3 separate regions of the Homo sapiens genome follow, and regions 2 and 3 are each linked to region 1. A link is a contact called in ENCODE Hi-C or POLR2A ChIA-PET data. All regions are on one chromosome and are shown on one strand. Each heading gives the region's core, a stretch centred on a gene start or an enhancer-like site at or near the end of the contact. The rest is flanking DNA. Distances are from core to core; before and after follow the strand shown.

Region 1 (4,005 bases), core at 428-2,927:
GGTGATCTGCCCGCCTCGACCTCCCTAAGTGTTGGAATTACAGGCGTGAGCCACCACGCCTGGCCTATATTTCTTGCTTCCGATTTAAAAATTCTTTTTTCCAACATACCTCATGATTAAGATCCTATTTTTTCTGGTTTCACTTTGGATCAATTGTCAGCAAGTTTGAAAACTGTACTCATAGGCCGGGAGGAGTGGCTCAAGCCTGTAATCCCAGCACTTTGTGAGGCTGAGGTGGGCGGATCACCCGAGGTCAGGAGTTCAAGACCTGGCCAACGTGGTGAAACCCCGTCTCTACTAAAAATACAAAAATTAGCCAGGCATGGTGGCGGGCGACTGCAATCCCAGCTATTTGGGAGGCTGAGGCAGGAGAACCGCTTGAACTCAGCGAGGCGGAGGTTGCAGTGGGCCGAGATCACGCCATTGCACTCCAGCCCGGGCAACGGGAGTCAAACTCCGTCGGGGGTGGGGGAGGGGGAGAAAAGAACACTGTACTCATGAAATAAGAATTATTTTCAAAGGAATTAGAATGCAATTATTTTCATGGTCAAAAACAGTTGTGCTTACAGTTTTTAGACTGGATTACAGAGCAGGAAGGAAAACATGGAAAGTGAAAAACCGTATTATTTGCAAACACACATTGCTTCTTCACGGAATCGATCCAAGTCTCTTAAAATTTTGGTCTAGACTGCAGTGTTAACATTTGTTAAGCTTATAAATAGTAAGCAGAGGAAATAGCCGAGGAAAGCACGGATGAGGTGCGGAAAGAACAGAGTTCTAGATCAAGTGCCAACATTAAAATTAGATTCAGGGAAACCACTAAATTCTTTTGACAACTGAACAGGTTTAATATCTTATAGCTGGTAAAAGCTTACTTACTTGAAAGTTCAGTAAAAGCTCACGTGTAACTCTGGAAGTCCCTGGTAGGTTTTCACAAATATGCACGGACAAATGAGACCATCAAATTAATAGTGAACACTTCTACGTAACAGGCCCTAAGAACCCAGGCCCTCAACAGGACACACGTGTGAATGCTTGGTCACAACGACTGACCAGAAGAATCAATTTTCCTTCCCAATCATCCTTTGGCCTGGGTTTGGATATGACATACTTCTCTAGGCTGGGGCTAACAAGGCTGTGTGATGAGTGGACAAAATACACGTCACATAACCATAGTAAGAAGGTGAAGACTGGAGCCTTAAAAATCAGCCGGCCCAACTGCCAGAAGACCATTATATTTACGGATAAAGAAAGAGAAACAAAGTATTTGTAACTGTGAGCGGGACTAAGTGCCTGTAACAGTTTTTTTCTCCCTCTTGGTGGGAAGGCAAAACCACCACCACAAAAGAAAAGCAAAGGAAGGTCTCAGTAACAATTCGAAGCACCTTAACACTGAGGAACTCTCAGCCTCAACGAGTGAAAACCCCAGAGAATAAACGTACCCCCGCCCCGGACAGACCTACTCCGCACCCAGCGCTGCCACCTGTCTGCCTCTTTCTCCTTCCTAACAGGAACCGAAATCCTCACCTGATCTTGGCAGTGCCGGTGGATAAAATCCCGGACGGTGCACCGACCCGAGGCACACCGCACCGCCTTGCACCCGAAGCCAGGGCCGCGAATCCACACCAGCGCCGCGGCCTCCGCCATGTCACCGACTACCCGAACCTCAAGCCTCTCTGAGACACCAGGCGCCGCAACTCGCCCGGCGCCTCTTGATGACGCGAGCATCTTCCAACGCCCCGCCCCTCACGCTTCCGTTCACCCCTCCCCTCCCCTGGGGCGGGTCAAGTGAGCCGGGCGGCGGGGCGGTGCGGGCTGGGGGAGGGGAACAGGAAAGGCCTGGCGGAGGCAGATAAGGCGGCAGAGCACGGGGCGAGGCGTTGCTAGGAGAAGTTGCTAGGGCGGGGCTCGAGGGACCGGCTATAAAAGGCTGGCGCTGGGTTAGGTTTCGAGCTTCCTGGCCGTAAGCGATAAGGCTTTAACTGAGAACCACCTTGTGCTGTAGGCTTTGGCCCTTTTCCTCACATCTGTGTAGTTATTTTTGGGTCGCGGAGAATTGTGGCCCGAGAAGGCTCTGCTCCTTGAGAGTGTGGGGAGAGAAGCTGCAGTCCCGGAAGCGGTTTTAGGGGGCCGCTTCCTTGGCCTAGAGGAGCTCCCCAACCCGAGGGGGCAAGGGAAACGACCCCCAGGAGGCCCCTAAACAGTGGCCGGCGTGGTTTCTCCTCCAGCTTTACAGAGCCTTCTCTTCCCCTCCAGAAACAGCCAACCTCCGGGTTTCTGCCTGCCACGCACGGTTTATTCTTATTTCCGCCTGTTTGTGCACTGCGTTATCTCCACTTCAGCTCTGTTTTCAAAATATTTCACAGCAAGTGGGCTCTTGTGAAAGGCAGTGACAGGAGTGACGTTTATAGTCATGCTGCTTCAAAAAACCCTACCATAACTTTTATTCTGCACCATGGAAACACACTCGGACAGATTTGCATAACGTAACCTTAAGGCTCAGGGAATCCGAAAGAGTCCCTTAATATTTAACAGAATGAGATTATGGTATTTCTAAAACCCTGAACAATTCAAAAGCCACCAGTGTGAAGATAGGAAGGTTATTTGGAGATATCTGTGCCTGCTAAACACAAATGCATCGGCCCACAGAATTGCCTTCTCTGCTGTTAAAATGCTTGGCAAATGGAACTCCTAGCTGAGGGGGTAACAACAAAAAATTCAGAAATCGTTTAGCGGTGGCAGTATGTGCGAAAATGGAATTTCAAGGCCTGGGAAGTTAATAGATTCAGTGGTCTTTATTTCACACACGAGGGAAAGTTGGGGAGAGAAAGGGCCTCCATGGGGATGCCAGTAGATAAATAAAAATTACAAAAAAAAAAATAATAAAGATAGATTGTACTGGCCGGGCGCGGTGGCTCATGCCTGTAATCCAGCACTTTGGGAGACTGAGGCGGGCGGATCTCGAGGTCAGGAGTTCGAAACCAGCCTCACCAACATGGTGAAACCCCATCTCTACTAAAAATACAATAATTAGCCGGGCGTGGTGGTGCGCGTCTGTAATCCCAGCTATTCAGGAGGCTGAGGCAGGAGAATCGCTTGAACCCGGGAGGCAGAGGTTGCAGTGAGCTGAGATCGTGCCATCGCACTCCAGCCTGGGCGACAGAGAGAGTCTCCGTTTCAGAAAAAAAAGATATATTGTACCTAGGAAGCAGTATTTCGGAAAGGTGGTGCCATGGCAACCCTGGGGCGTGAAGGTGTCGCCAGGTTACATGTAAGCCGTCCAAACTCCAGAAACCTCAAGTCCCTCTGCAGTCTGCTCCCCAGCTCTCTGTCCTCCAGGTTCCTGAAAAAGTAATCTACAGATCTGAGCCTTAAGCCTCTTCTTTTTTTATTTGTGATTTCTTCCTTCTGGTGATCAAAAATGACTATTTCAAATAAATAAATAATTTTTTTAAATGACCATTTCAAAGGTCTGAGATCCTACAAGTAACTGTATAAAGGTCAGTTTGGGTTTCCAAAACATTTTTTGTGTCGGGATAATGCTTCGTGTCTTGTGAGGAATTATTATGATTAGTCTTTTTTTTCTTTCTTTCTTTCTTTTTTGAGACACTCGCTCTGCCACCTGGGCTGGAGTGTAGTGGCGCAATCATAGCACACGCAGCCTTGAACTCCTGGGCTCAAGTGATCTGCCACAGACTCCAGATGGATTACAGGTGCATGCCACCACACCTGGCTAATTTTTAAATTTTTTGTAAAGACGAGTTTTTCGCTAAGTTGCCCAGGCTGGTCTTGAACTCTTGGGCTCAAAAGATCCTCCCGCCTCAGCCTCCCAAAGTGCTGGGATTACAGGCGTGACCTGCCGTGCCTGGCATAAGTAGTACTTTCCAGTAAGGAAACTCCACATCATTTATTACTAACATTATATTTAGTCCTCATAAAACCTGATGTCTGAATGGAATTTTTCGCTTTTTATCCCTCTGTTGCATTTAAATTCCTATTATTTAA
Region 2 (3,767 bases), core at 528-3,027, 3.3 Mb before region 1:
TTTGGATTTTCTTTTTTAAATCCCAGATTTCAGTGGTATCAGCTTGTGACCTGAGTAATCTGTTTAACCTGAGCTTCAGTTTTCCTCATTTCGTAAAATGAGAATAATTATATTCTCACTGGGTTATTGCAAGAGCAAATGAAATCATGTGAAAGTGCAAAACAAATGCTAGTAGTTGTTACACATCGCAAAATGGCTCAGAGCACGGGTTTTTGTCAGAGCTTTTTGAAGCTACAGGCGATTCAAAGTCAGTACCTACACATTTAAATTATCTTAATAGATAAAAACAAATAACTATTGCGGGGAGACGATAAGAGTTTAGATCTTCCAAGTACCAAGCGTATATTCTTGCCAGAAATCGTTGTGTGTCGGGGGCGGATGGGGGGTGGGGGAGGCCGGGGGTATTCTACTCATACGTGGTTTCATACTCAGTGAAATCTCAAACAATAACTTGCTTTAAACAGAGAATAATTAATGGCGAGTTTGCAAACAATAGCATTTTGGCAGACAGTTCTTAAGTTCAGTAAAATGTGCAAAAACCTAAGCAAGGTTTTATGTGTATATAAATCTTGTCTTTTATTTTTTAAGACAACCCTGAAGTTTTCTGTGGAAACCAGAAAGGGCAAGAAATTGGTCTTAGGTTGCTCAAGGAAACTGGTACTCACTTGTACCCTGCGGCTATACATTATATACAGGAAAAGGAGGAGGGATCCAAGGAGGGCGTGGAGCTCCTGTGCGTGGTCCATTAATTCACATTTTGCTCTCTTCGGTTCACATCCTGCGCGGACTCCACCCAAGGCAACCGAGCGAGGGGGTGGGTGGGACTCACAGCCTACCAAATAACAGTCCCAGAAACCGAAACGAAATCGAGGTGGAATTCTGAAAACACGGCTCACCAGAAAGAGGGGTGGAGAAGGAGCGCGAGAGGAGACCCTTCTTTTGGCAGAAGAGGTATCCCTGGCCCTCGTTGCTTCCTGGGCTCCCCCCCATCCCCTCAATCGCAAACAGTTCCCTCCTTTCCTACGCATGGAAGAAGGAAGACACACACAGAGCAAGGCCACTCATCCTTGGAACGTGGGCGGAGAACACACAAGTATTCCTCAGAGAATTTCAAAAGGAAATCGAGGAAAAGCAACCTGGGAGAGGAGGAGGAAAGGAAACTGACTGCCAAGTGGGGGACCCGCGAGACGGTGGAAAGGAACTAAGCAGATAGCCTGCTGGGGCCTGCGCCCCAGGAAAGAAGGGCTACCTGTTGAATGGAACTGTCCCTGCGGAGGCGGAGAGGGAAGAAGGCGAGTCACCCCAGAGAGCGGAGCCGTTGTCCCTAGAGCAGCCTCGCTGGGGCTGGTGGCGAGGGATCTCAGCCCCAGTGCCTGCGGAGCCCCACCCTGAGAAGCCTTGGCTGCAGATACGGTGATGAGAGACACCGACAGAAACAAGGGAGAGGCGCACGACTGGAGCCGGTCTGGCCTGCTCCCGCGGTTAGTCACTCACATCTGATACTCGTCTATCGCCTCCACCAGCTGGCCCCAAGAGTCGAAGTCGGCGCCTCTCCTAAAACTGGCGCCCCAGCGCTGCAGCAGACTCCGGGTCACCTCCGACATGGCCGGTCCCCACCCCGTCCCCTCCCGCCCCTACCCCAGCAAGGCCGGGTTCTAGGGCGCCATCCTCCCCCGGCCTGGCCCCGACATTAACAGGGCCAGGAGGAACCGCTACGGCCACCACCGCCACCCGCCGAGGAGCCGCCCAAGCCCATTTGCCGCCACAGCCAAACTTTGCGGCTCCAAAGCGACCGCCCCGCCGAGACCCCGCCCCCGAGGCCCCGCCCCGGGTTAGGTTGAGGCCGCCCCACTGCGCCGAGGGCCGCCATCGCTATTGCGGCATTCTCCCTCGGCTCCGGAGGTAGGGGCAACTCTTCTCTTCCTGTCTGGGAAAAAGACCATAGCTCAAAAGGAAGGCCGAGGGAGAAGTTAGAAAGGGATGATGAACGAAGCGTTTTGAGGGGACTGCAACGCCGCGGCAATACCCGCCCCTGAGCTGCGCGCACTACCGCCTCGGTAGCTATCATGGCCGCCGGGTCACGTGACTCCGGCTTGGCGCCGTCCTGGTTTTCCGTCACCCTGGTTCTGTAGTCTCGGTTCTCCGACTCCCTCTTTTTCTCGCTTGTGGACTCCGATATATTGCCCTTCTTCCCTTAGAAGAACTGCTGAACCGACTCTGAGAAATTTGGTAAGTATGTCAGAGGATGGGTGTTTCTCAGTAATATCCCCCGCTACTTCCCCGGAGTCTCAAGCAATAGGATCACCCCCTTTTACATTAGTCTCCATAGACCCCTGGACAGTGGACCAAAAGTCTCCTTCTAGTGCCTTGAAACAAACGACAGAAAGAAAATCCATATTGGTCACCACAAATCAGTGGCATTAACAGCTAGATCCGCTGAATCCCCTTGCCCCGCATCTCCATTGGTCATTGGAGAGCTTATAATACAAGCTAAACTGGGGTTCGTTCGGCCGTTGTCTGGCCACCTCTCCCGGGTTGACAGTATCGGCTTTCCACAAAAATGCCTGTTTGGAAAGAGGGGAACTCAAGTGTTGGCGCGTGCGCACGGTCGCCGCCCGCTGCCTCGAACGGGACTGGGCACGGGAGGAAGAGGCTGGGTGGTAAACAGGAAGTGGGCGCTCAGAGCTCGGGGGCGGCGCTCAGGTAGGTTCCTCTGGGGACTCGGGGCTTCCGGGGTGGGGGTCCCTTGTTAGGAGCGGGAGTCCTCTTGTGGAAGTGTGTTAGCTTACAGCTTCGATCCGAATGTTGTATTGGTGGCTCTAAAGGCACCCTTGTCCCTGCGGGTGGGTGTGTCGTTCTTCTATCCCACCCTAGGAACTCCCGAAAACTGAAGACCGCCGGGTCGCAGAAGGGGAGAAGATGGGGCAGGGGCAGAAACCCTCTTCTTTCCTGAAGTAAAGATTCGCAAAACTTCAGACATTTTCATCCAGGAAGTAGGAGGCCGCATTAAAAGAAGTATTTGTGGAAGATTTCGCAGCCTCAAGTGCTGAGTGTGATATTATTTGTAGGCACATAGATGCTGTATTAGGCTATCGGAATTTATATGGAAGATGTGTAGAAGATGATATTTTCTGAAATAACTCGTTAAATGTTTTGAGTCCTAAATAAACCTGCTCAGTTTTTCGTTGGGTACACACTGTATTCTCTATTCATTAAGTATGTGGTGCTCCTCAAAACCAGCTTTGTCATGAATAAATAGCATAAAGGAAGCACTTAATGTAGGCATTTCATACACTGTACAGCCACCATTATTTTCTAATACTAGGAAAAGTCGATTGTCAGAATTTTTTAGTGCCTTCAAATTAAATGAACCTTATCAGAATTTTTTCTCAGTTACTTCCTGGAATCTAATTGCCATGTTTAGGTCTTCGCCTGGGCTTTCTCCTTATTATCTGCTGCACTACCTACCCAAGGACATTTAGACAAGACATGCTGCTTTTTTTTTTTTTTTTTTTTGAGACGGAGTCTCCCTCTGTCGCCCAGGCTGGAGTGCAGTGGTGCCATCTCGGCTCACTGCAAGCTCCGCCTCCTGGGTTCTCCTGCCTCAGCCTCCCAAGTAGCTGGGACTACAGGCGACCGCCACCATGCCCGGCTAATTTTTTTTTTGTACTTTTAGTAGAGTCACCGTGTTAGCCAGGATGGTCTCGATCTCCTGACCTTGTGATCTGCCCGCCTCGGCCTCCCAAAGTGCTGGGATTACAGGCGTG
Region 3 (3,622 bases), core at 85-2,584, 4.3 Mb before region 1:
AATAAATAAAACATTTTGGTTTAATATTAAATTTTTTAAAAGCTAAGTAAAAAACATTGACCAAAAGCTGAAGAACTGTACAAAAAACGAACAATTGTTTAAATTAGGGAATTTACGGATCATAGTTTATTGTTTAAATTTTCTGCTAATATTTTTACACACAATGGCATGCACAGATAAACCCAAAGGATTATTACAAAGCTCAAATTATAATAATATACATGTAAGTGCTATAAAATCTGGATTGACATTATTAGTGCCAACTGAGCTCTAACCCTACTCAAACAGAACTAGATACACTCTGGCTTTCCCTTTGAAAAGAGGGGGAAGTGGAAAAGTCCTATTAGCTGAAAGCCACCAGAACACAACATCTACCCTCAAAGACAGATGGCTTGTGGCTGTCTTGATAGTTCCAGGAGATAAGGCAGAAAACCCAAAGCATGAACAAGAGACGGTTATGTTGCAATAAGGACAGGAAGTCTATCTGTCCACTAGCCTCTGAGCCTGGCATATGTTCTTCTCCATTTCAAGTCTCATCTTTGACAAACCACAGCGGGAAACTCCAGACCATAACCTAGACCGAGTCTCATGACTTTTCACAACCAATGGACCCGGAGCTGGCTGTGTAAAAGAGAGAAATCATATTTTCCTTAAGGTATGGTTATGATCCAAAGAAAACTCAAAGGGCAATATTATGTTCACTTTACTCATTGAAAGTAAGAAGTCAAAACCTACCCTAGCTTTTTGAAAAGAAAAACAAGAGCTATATACGAATTTCAGTTGATTTCTAGAATTAACCTCTGCCCTTACATATGATAGTTTATTCTGCTAGGCAATTATGACAATAAAGTTTGAACCTGAAGAGATAATTCTGAAGTAGAAGAAAGAAAATATGGAAAATAACTTCACCAGTGAAGACTTAAAAAATAAATAAGATAAAAACTACCCATTGTCATCATCACAGCCTCCACAAAAGGGATTCTGAAGAGTTAAAATCTGCTCAGCTTCGCCTCCACAAAAACCCAAATTCCACACAGATTCTGTGATGGGAACCTAATTCACTTTTTTCTTCAAAAAAGGCAGTTGTTACATTTTTCCATATAAGATGAGAGGGAAGAACAATAAAACAAATTCAAAAGAAGGCTCTAAAAGCAGGGGAAAAACCTCTCTGTTCTTATTTAGGGTACTCAAGCTGTAATTTGTCTTAAAAGCAGCTAGTTTAAAAAAAAAAAAAAAAACCAACACATGCTAGAAAACCCCACACACAGAAAAAAGCAGCGTCCAGCTTTTTAAAATTCTGCCTCTACACCTCCTTTCTCAATGACATCAGCTGGAGGCTCCCCACCTGCCCAGTTGCCATAGCAGTTACACAAAGACATACAATGACATCAGTTGGCATGATATCAGCTCTTTGAGTGCAAACAATACAAGAAGAACTACTTTGTTTAAGGCCTTTGGTGCAACTGTGTTCTGGGGAGCCAATGATGTAATGCTAACAGGTGGCATGGGCCTTCCATTTGCCTAATGGGGGGAAAAAAACCCGTGGCGGAGTGGGGGGAGGAGGGAATTTGAGACAGACACACAGAATGCTCCAAATCACAGAGCATGCTTATGTGCAAAAGTATGGGTGCATTGTATGTTTAAGCCATGTAGGAACTCTGTTCTTATAATATTTGGAGGTGGGAGGGGTGGGGGTGGAGAGAAAAGGAGATATTACAATTTAAACATATAAGGTAAACAAGGAAATTCTCCTTGAGGGGTCTGAAGAAATAGTCTCCTGTTCAACTGCCACTCTGCTAATCAACTTGGGCATCAGTTTTCCATAAGGCTTATGCACAGCTCTGTACTGCAGTTAAAAACTCTCTCTGTGGACGGTGCTTAAAGTAAAAAACAACGAGTGGAAGCTCACAGTGGTGGCTTTTTCCAGAGAAGTCTGCAGGAAGGATTGTTTTCTTCTCTTGGGGAAGGGTTGAAATTGAAATCTGGAGGGGAGGGGGAAGAGTAAAGCTAATCTGGTTTTTCTTTTCCAGTTACTTTCCTCCGACCCTACCCCATCAAGTATCACCAGAGGCCAAAGTGACTGATCACTTAATGAGGAACCCTGATGATGTTATGTTTATTACTATTTAAGAATATTAGAACATGATAATTAACAAACAAAGCAGGAGCAGTGTAGCATGGAGGTTAAGAGCAAAGGTCAGAGACAAACCACACCTAGCTGCAGTTATGATTCTGCCTCCTAGCAGCTGTGAGACCCTGTGCAAGTCAGGTTCCCTCATTAAGCCTCAGTTTACCAATCTATTAAGTGGATGTAATATCATCTACCCATCAGGGTCATAGTTCAGGAAGCCTATGTAAAGGTTTTGATACACGACCAGGTATTCGATAAATAATGTCTTATTACCCCCAATATCATCACCTTTGTTCTAAATTCCAACAGATCTATGCACACGCATAGTCCATGAGAGCCCTAAGTGCAGTGCAGTGATTCAGAGAAGGAGTATTGAGGCTGGACTTCTTGGGTTTGAATCCCCAGCACAGCCAAACACTAGCTATGAGACCCTGGGCAGGTTTCTCACCTGTCTGTTCCTCAGTTTCCCTGTATACAAAACAGGGATAACAATAGTACCTACCTCACTGTACTGTTGTAATGATTAAAGTGGTTAATAAAGTACCTTAAAACAATGTCCAGCACATTGTAAGTGCTTTTTCTTTTCATCACTTTGGGAAACTACCATTTTAAAGATCTAAAAAAAAAAAAATCTGCTTAATATAAAGACTCTATATAAGTAAACTAATGTTCCTGAGTTTTTACTTTTAAAATTTTATTTAACAAAAAAGAATTAGGAACCAAGGTATCCGAGCAGTTTTAAAGTTTGCAAAACATACTTTTAACATAAAGAAAGCAACAGCTCCCTATTTTTCCTAAACAAATATATCTGATTTCACTTTGTTGGTCCTAGCTTTCCTAACAAACACTGTCTTTGCATTTCTGGTTTTTCCACAGAATTGGATTTTGAAAATAAAACTGTTCTTCCCTCCTTCTTCCTTTCCTCTAATTTCTACCAAGGTGGCTAACTTCCTTATGTGCACAAGAGCCTGCAGTTATTAGTGCGAACATATTGTAGCCATGAGCAACAATGCTGGGGTAGGGTGAGGCAAGGCGGGGTGGGGGGGCAGCAAACATTTTCAAAGCTTATGTCAAAAGTAGGTTCTCTGCCAAAATGAGTATGGTCAGTACATTGATTCTAAATGGCAGCAACAAAGAATACCTAGCACCCCTAAAGAACTATATGTGGAAATACTGCCTGCCAGTTTCTTCTAACACACGGTCAGTTCAGTGACAGTCCTACTGAAGCAATGGATTCTAGTTTTAGTGGGAAACTTCTCTTTATAGATGCATTTCAGCTCCTGTTGCTGTTTTGGCGACTGCAGTCCTAGAAACAGAAGAGTCCTCTGTAATGTGATTCAGAAGCAATGCGCTGGGTTGTGAGTTAAAGAAACCACATCCAAATGCAGAATCTATAAGCAAGAGATTTTTATACTCTAAAGGTGGACAGCCCTTTTTGGTCTTATGCTAAGCTAGAAAGTGAGCTGTTTCCAGAAATTTAAGGAACACTCT

Evidence for each region. Hi-C counts contacts between places; a loop is a spot of excess contacts on that map. ChIA-PET counts read pairs that join two places held with the same protein, here RNA polymerase II (POLR2A). Pooled maps may share reads with other maps.
Region 2: a loop to region 1 is called in a map of naive thymus-derived CD4-positive, alpha-beta T cell, with 14 times the contacts of the local background. The contact joins the promoter of AIDA here to the promoter of SDE2 in region 1. A Hi-C loop is called at or near these places in 1 of 168 maps with a recorded cell type or tissue (naive thymus-derived CD4-positive, alpha-beta T cell) and 12 of 50 pooled maps. POLR2A ChIA-PET finds 5 or more read pairs at or near these places in 1 of 52 experiments (GM12878).
Region 3: a pooled map shows a loop between it and region 1 (5-fold over the local background). The contact joins the enhancer-like site here to the promoter of SDE2 in region 1. A Hi-C loop is called at or near these places in 2 of 50 pooled maps. POLR2A ChIA-PET finds 5 or more read pairs at or near these places in 2 of 52 experiments (AG04450 and Caco-2).

The regions. Positions count from the first base shown.
Region 1 is chr1:225,997,666-226,001,670 of GRCh38, forward strand. SDE2 (spliceosome associated SDE2) reads right to left here and starts at 1,678. Exons shown (of 7, transcript NM_152608.4): 1 at 1,528-1,678. The coding sequence starts at 1,647. RefSeq lists enhancers at 1,533-1,642, 2,163-2,312, 2,333-2,432, 2,513-2,562 and a silencer at 1,703-1,982.
Region 2 is chr1:222,710,714-222,714,480 of GRCh38, forward strand. It overlaps AIDA (axin interactor, dorsalization associated), which reads right to left and starts at 1,778. Exons shown (of 10, transcript NM_022831.4): 1 at 1,495-1,778. The coding sequence starts at 1,604. BROX (BRO1 domain and CAAX motif containing) reads left to right here and starts at 1,851. Exons shown (of 13, transcript NM_144695.4): 1 at 1,851-2,229. RefSeq lists enhancers at 1,546-2,460, 2,829-3,048 and a silencer at 1,659-1,878.
Region 3 is chr1:221,707,782-221,711,403 of GRCh38, forward strand. The region is part of intron 2 of DUSP10 (dual specificity phosphatase 10); the gene reads right to left. Among named protein-coding and RNA genes, the nearest start is that of DUSP10, 32 kb to the right of the region's middle. RefSeq lists an enhancer at 228-337. Within about 2 kb of position 1,335, at least 16 of the 41 ENCODE cell types and tissues checked have a DNase peak (open chromatin) inside an H3K27ac peak, as active enhancers do.